2 separate regions of the Homo sapiens genome follow, and region 1 is linked to region 2. A link is an interaction called in ENCODE POLR2A ChIA-PET data of the cell type or tissue named here. Cell type or tissue: MCF 10A. All regions are shown on one strand. Each heading gives the region's core, and the rest is flanking DNA. Links, peaks and the distances in the headings are about the cores only.

Region 1 (2,809 bases), core at 202-2,701, 1.1 Mb after region 2:
ACATACATACATACATACATACATGCATACATGCATACATGCATACATAGAATGGCCTCAGTGATGGCCACTTTACTCCTGAGCTTTAGCTGGTGAAAGCCTTGGCTTAGGGATAAGAGGGCGGCTGGACAGTGCAGGCCCAGAGAGACTGGACCATCAGGGGAGGTGAGGGGTGACGGAGGTGCCCAAACAGAGCATGAAATGGTAGAGTAGCTGAGAAGGTTAGCCTCAGTCACGATCTGTCCTGTCCTACCCTCTGAGGACTCTAAACCCCGCAGTAGTTCACCCAACAAATTCATTCACTCGGCCAATGCTGCATAAGGCACTCAGCTCGGGGCTACAGGGAGCCCCAACTTTAAGAAGCTTTCTCTGCTTCAGGTAGTTTACAGGTGGTAGACGCAGATAGAAGTGAATTAGTAAAGAGAATAGTTTGGTGTAAAAATTGTGCATTTAACTGAAACCTTAATTCACTACTGAGCATTTAATAGCCATTAAATAAAAACCAGGGCCCGCACAGTGGCTCACACTTACAATCCGAGCACTTTTGGAAGCCAAGGTAGAAGGATTGCTTCAGGCCAGGAGTTTGAGACGCCTGGGCAACATAGCCAGACTTTGTCTCTACTTAAACAAAAATTAGCCAGGAGTCATGGCACGCACCTGGAGTCCCAGCTACTCAGGAGGCTGAAATGGGAGGATTACTTGAGCCCAGGAGTTTGAGGCTACAGTGAGCTATGATCATATCATTGCACTCCAGCCTGGGAGATAGAGTGAGATCTCTGTCTCTAAAAAAATGAAATAAAATAATAAAAAACACAATATAATTTAAAATCTTTGGAGTCACTAAACAAATATACAATGTGAATCTCCTCTCACTCCAGCTAACGCCACCATATCCAACACTAGGTAAAGACCAAAGCCGTTCTGGAAAATCAGAATCTGTTGCCATGGCTCATGCCTGGACACCAGGCTGTCCGCTCCTGACGTCACTCTTTCACTTACGACTTGTTAGAAAATGAATGTGTGGAATGGCCCTGGATAGCTGCTGCAGCTCCCTGGTTTCCTGAAGTGAGCCCTCTGTGTCATTATCTGGTCTTCTCAGCCCTCAGCCGAGTTCCTCCTGTGGCCACACACGGGGTCGCAGTGAGCGTCAGTGCACAGTGATGAAATCTCCTGGAACAGTCGGGTGTGGGGCATGAGGAAGGGAGTGGTGCCTGACTACAGAAGTTCCTGGAGGTCAGGAAACTCTCACTGGAGGCGGTGGCCCTAGAGGGCTGCTTTCTATGACAGAGCAGGAAGCTGCATGTGTAGTGGGACACACGCACCAGAGGGGCCAGGATCTCCTAATAAGGACTGGTATTTATTTTTACTTGACCCCATTCTGGGCCTTGCCACAGTCTGCTGAAATGCCTTGAACATTCATCACCCGTGTGGGAGACAGGATAGTAATTTCCTGCTGAGATGACTGAGGGGACGGGGAATGGGGACACCAGGGGGACTGGCTCCTGCAGGTGGGAAAATTCTAGCAAAATGAATCACTCTTCTGCTTAGTCACCCAATGTGCACTTATTAGGGTGCTGCTGAAATACATATTCATCTATCCACTCCAGAAAGATAGTCCAAACTGAGACCTCAGGATCAGAAAGCCTCCCATTCTCCTGCAGGGTTCATTCATTTACTCAGTGAATTATTAAATGCCTACAGCACGCAGGGCCATCAGCCCCACAGCTATGAGAAAGATTCAGTCCTTCCCTCACAGGCCTTATGATAGACTCCAGTAAATAAAACCATACAGGCACAGAATGCGGCGGGCTTTATAACAAAGGCAGAAAGCCCCTCTTGTTGTGTCCTCAAGGGAGGCAGAGAAGCTCCCCTCTGGCTCTAGTTGGAGAATCCCAACCCAAGCAAGTCCATCCTTAAACAATAAACATCTCCAGCATTGCTGGCTTTGGAAGACCCCATGGTGAGATGCTGGAGCTTTTTTCCGCTCCAGATTTCGCTTCTAAATATTTACTTTTACTTTCCATGTTCACTTATAGGCCAGGGTTTTTTTTTCCTACCATTGAATTATTTCGTCATGTTCTATTTAATTATTGCTTTAATTGGCATTGGTGACCACAAATAATAATAAATACTATTAACTGGTGTAACAGCTTCACTAGTCTATTTCACTGCCCCATGCTGTTGTAACTGAAGCCCCCAGCACAAGCATTCCCAGCTCGTGGTCATCTAAGACCTTTGAGGTCATTCTTACATGCATTGCTAGTGTTTTCCATATTCCTTGATGGTAGCCAATTTTTCCTTCTTAAAATAACTTTCTTCATTCCTAGTAAGCTTCATATGTATTTTATGTATTCTTCCCTCTTTTTTATGACATGATACATATTATTGAAAGCTAGGAAATAATGCAAGATTCTTGAACGACATAATACCACTTAGTACATCTTTTTGTAAGAGATAGTTTTTCTAATACAAATCTTTGATATGGGAAGAAACAAGCAAGTTGTTTTTTAAGGTTTTCCAACCCTATATTCTACTACAAATTACCCTGTTATGGTATGCTTCCAAAATTCTTTCAAGGATTATGGTTTATAGAGTTCAATAAACCTAATAGTTTATAAAACTTCTCAAAAAATAATCTCATGCCAAAAATAATTTAGTAGTAGGTGGTCTTTGTCTTGTGGTCACATGGTTTTGATATTGTCTTTAAGTTTCTATAATTTACAAGGGCTGTTTAATCAGTTGGCATAAATTTCATGACAAAAATACTAATATGTAAGCAAAGTATATGAAACAATATTATTGAGAAGTA
Region 2 (2,809 bases), core at 283-2,782:
CAGGCTGCTACAACAGAATAGACAAGGTGGCTGAAACACCAAGCATTTATTTCTTACCTTCCTGGAAGATGGGAAGTCCAAGATCAAGGTGTCAGCAGGTCCGGTATCTGGCGAGGGCCCTCTCTTCCTCACCAGATGGCTGTCTTCCTGTTGTATCCTCACACAGTGGAGAGCAGAGACAGACAGCAAGCTCTCCTATCACTTCTTAATCCCACATGGCTCCACTCACATGAGTTATGACTTCCTAAATAGCATCACCTTGAGAATTAGGATTTCTGCATATGAATTTGGAAGGCAGGCAAACATGCGGCCTGTAACACCACCCATATCCGTTCCACATCTAGGTTCCCTCTGTGTGCCGGGCAGTATGCCAGTTAATTCAAGTGCATGTCAGACCCAGAGGGTGACATCCTGTGACTCAGATGCTAGGGCCCTTATGATGCCTGGTAAGGTAAGTGGGTCTTTACCACTGTCCTTTCTTAACTAGATGGAACAGACTTCAAAGAAAGTAACCATGGACTATCGGCAGGGCTCTATCTCTGGGGCTGGGGGATAAGGGGTTGTCTGCTCAGAGGACAGTGGGTCAAGCGTTTGAAGGAGCCGAGGAATGCACATTTTTTACATGTCCCCTATGTGGTTCTCTGTCTGCTAAGGTTAAAGAACCTCAATTTTGAGGGTGCACTTCCACCTCTTGGTCTGGAGAAGGGGTCTCAAATCTGTCCTGAGTGGAGCCTGTTCTGTACACATCCAGGCCCTGAGAGTACACAGAGAGGAACTCACTGCTACCGCCCTGCCAATACTGCTGCTGTGGGGACACCAGCGGGGGTGGGCCAAGAACAGAGTGTATGTGTGTGTTTGTGTGTGTGTGTGTGTGTGTGCATGGGTGCTTGTGTGTGTGTGCGTGCATATGTGTGATATGACCACTGAGTAGCTCCTTAGCAGGGCCAATATTTTCTACAAGTCTGATGACTCACAGGAAGGAGCACACCAGGCCTATACTTGGGTCCTGACATCTGGGATGCCAACCTAACACTGAAGAAAAAGAAAGAGCTGCAGACAGGCTGGGAAAAATATACAGAAAGGGGAAAGGGGCCCTTCCACCTTTGTTGCCCTCTGTGGTCCTGAATCTCAGCTTGGCCTGAGCCAACCTGAAGATGGGAAGGAATAGCCATTTTCCAACTGCAAAATGTCAGCTTCAGGCAATGGTTTCAAAACTGAAGTAATGGTTACATATGAAGTAGATTTTTGTTTGTTTTGTTTTTTGAGACCAGGTCTTGCTCTGTCATCCAGGTGGAGTGCAGTGGCATGAGCACGGCTCACTGCAGCCTTGAACTCCCAGGCTCAATCAGTCCTTCCACTTCAGCCTCCAGAATAGCTGGCACTACAGGCATGAGCCACCACACCCAGCTAATTTTTAAATTTTTGGTGTGGAGATGGGGTCTCATCACGTTGCCCAGGCTGATCTCGAACTCCTGGGCTCAAACAATCCTCCCCCCTCAGCCTCCCAAAGTGTTGGGATTACAGGAGTGAGCCACCACACCCGGCTGAAATGGAATTTTAATTGAAGTAAGAAGCGGGTGATAAGGAAAGTGAAACCAATAATTTCACATAGTCCCTGGAAGCCCGTTGCTATAAAGAACTTTCAGCCTGAAGTCCAAAGAGAGACGAAAATTTTAAAATGAATTGGACTGCAGTTTTCAATCCCTGAAAATGAGTCACAGCCTTTTTGTGGCAGTGTGCCCTGGGCTTCTAACCGTCCTCTCCCTGCCCCAGCTGCCTTGAGGTCCCGGCCAATGGTTTCAACACTCAGGCTAGGAATGCCAAGGCCCGGCAGAGCGAGGCTGTGGAAGCCTTGGCATAAGCGGAAGGGAGGATCTGAGGGAGAATGGGACAAGAGAAGTCGGAAAGAAGGAGTTAGGGCAGGAGAACAAGGAGAAATCCCTGTCCCCCAAATTGGAGAGAGGGGCGATTGGGACTCCAGACTGGAAGGAGGCACGGATCCCTGAGTGCTTGGTGTGGAGGCAGAGGACCCGCAGAGCCACCCCGTCCTCCCTGCCTTATCCAGCGTCCCCGCCGCCACACCCCCAGCATCTCCCCCAACCCCACTTTTACTTCATTATCTGCCCCTGGTTCTCTCACCACTCGAGCCCCTGCTTTCCTCCTTCACTCCCAAACATGCACACGTTCCCTCTGCACGGGTGTTTGGAACACCAGCCATCCCCCACCCCCTACCTTGTGCCAGCAGGAGATGTTTGTCCTTCTGCCGTCTCTAGGATGGAGAGGCCTGAGGTGACTGCTTCCTCAGAGTCTCTGTGCAAACTCTCTGAGGAGCAGAAACCAGTTCAGTCTCTCTGGGTGTGGAGAGGCCGGCCTAGCAGAACACCCGTCCACCATGCAAACCGGGTGGGGCCACCTGTCAACTGTCACGTGTGAGTGATTCTAGGACAGGGTAACTCGTCCAGAATTGGATCCAATTCAGTACTGGATTCACCATCAGTAGAAGGACCAAGACCAGACTCAAGTCCCAGCCACGAAATTCTAGAAAGGATTTAATGTAATTTTAGCAGTTGTTGGAGACCAGCATGTGATGGCATACATATGTTTTCCTTGATATGTAGGTGGGGGCCCCCACCTTTTTTCAGGGTTTAGGCTTCTGCAGGTCCTGGCATAGCTGTGACAGCGGCCCTACCTCATTTCTGGTGGGTGCTGGCTCCCTCTATTGCTTGGTTTCTGTGCAAACACTGCATTATCGTCCTGCCCTCTTGAGACCTGGAGCTCCTGCCCCCTGAGCTCGTGTTCGCACTGTGTG

What was found. ChIA-PET counts read pairs that join two places held together with the same protein. Peaks named below come from ENCODE experiments on the same cell type or tissue, not always from the same donor. Only the 100,000 strongest peaks of a DNase experiment are listed, where the experiment ranks them.
Region 1: POLR2A ChIA-PET joins it to region 2 with 5 read pairs; 1 of 35 experiments calls an interaction of 5 or more read pairs at or near these places.

The regions. Positions count from the first base shown.
Region 1 is chr6:151,039,924-151,042,732 of GRCh38, forward strand. All of the region lies in intron 26 of MTHFD1L (methylenetetrahydrofolate dehydrogenase (NADP+ dependent) 1 like), which reads left to right. Among named protein-coding and RNA genes, the nearest start is that of MIR12131, 61 kb to the right of the region's middle. In MCF 10A, for the core only: no CTCF peak of the experiment used is centred there; DNase peaks (open chromatin) are centred at 1,148 and 1,408.
Region 2 is chr6:149,895,789-149,898,597 of GRCh38, forward strand. It overlaps RAET1E (retinoic acid early transcript 1E), which reads right to left and starts at 2,325. Exons shown (of 6, transcript NM_001394057.1): 1 at 2,233-2,325; 2 at 58-244. It overlaps RAET1E-LRP11 (RAET1E-LRP11 readthrough), which reads right to left and starts at 342. Exons shown (of 15, transcript NR_182438.1): 1 at 58-342. The region is part of intron 1 of RAET1E-AS1 (RAET1E antisense RNA 1); the gene reads left to right. RefSeq lists a silencer at 2,585-2,809. In MCF 10A, for the core only: no CTCF peak of the experiment used is centred there; DNase peaks (open chromatin) are centred at 363 and 1,763.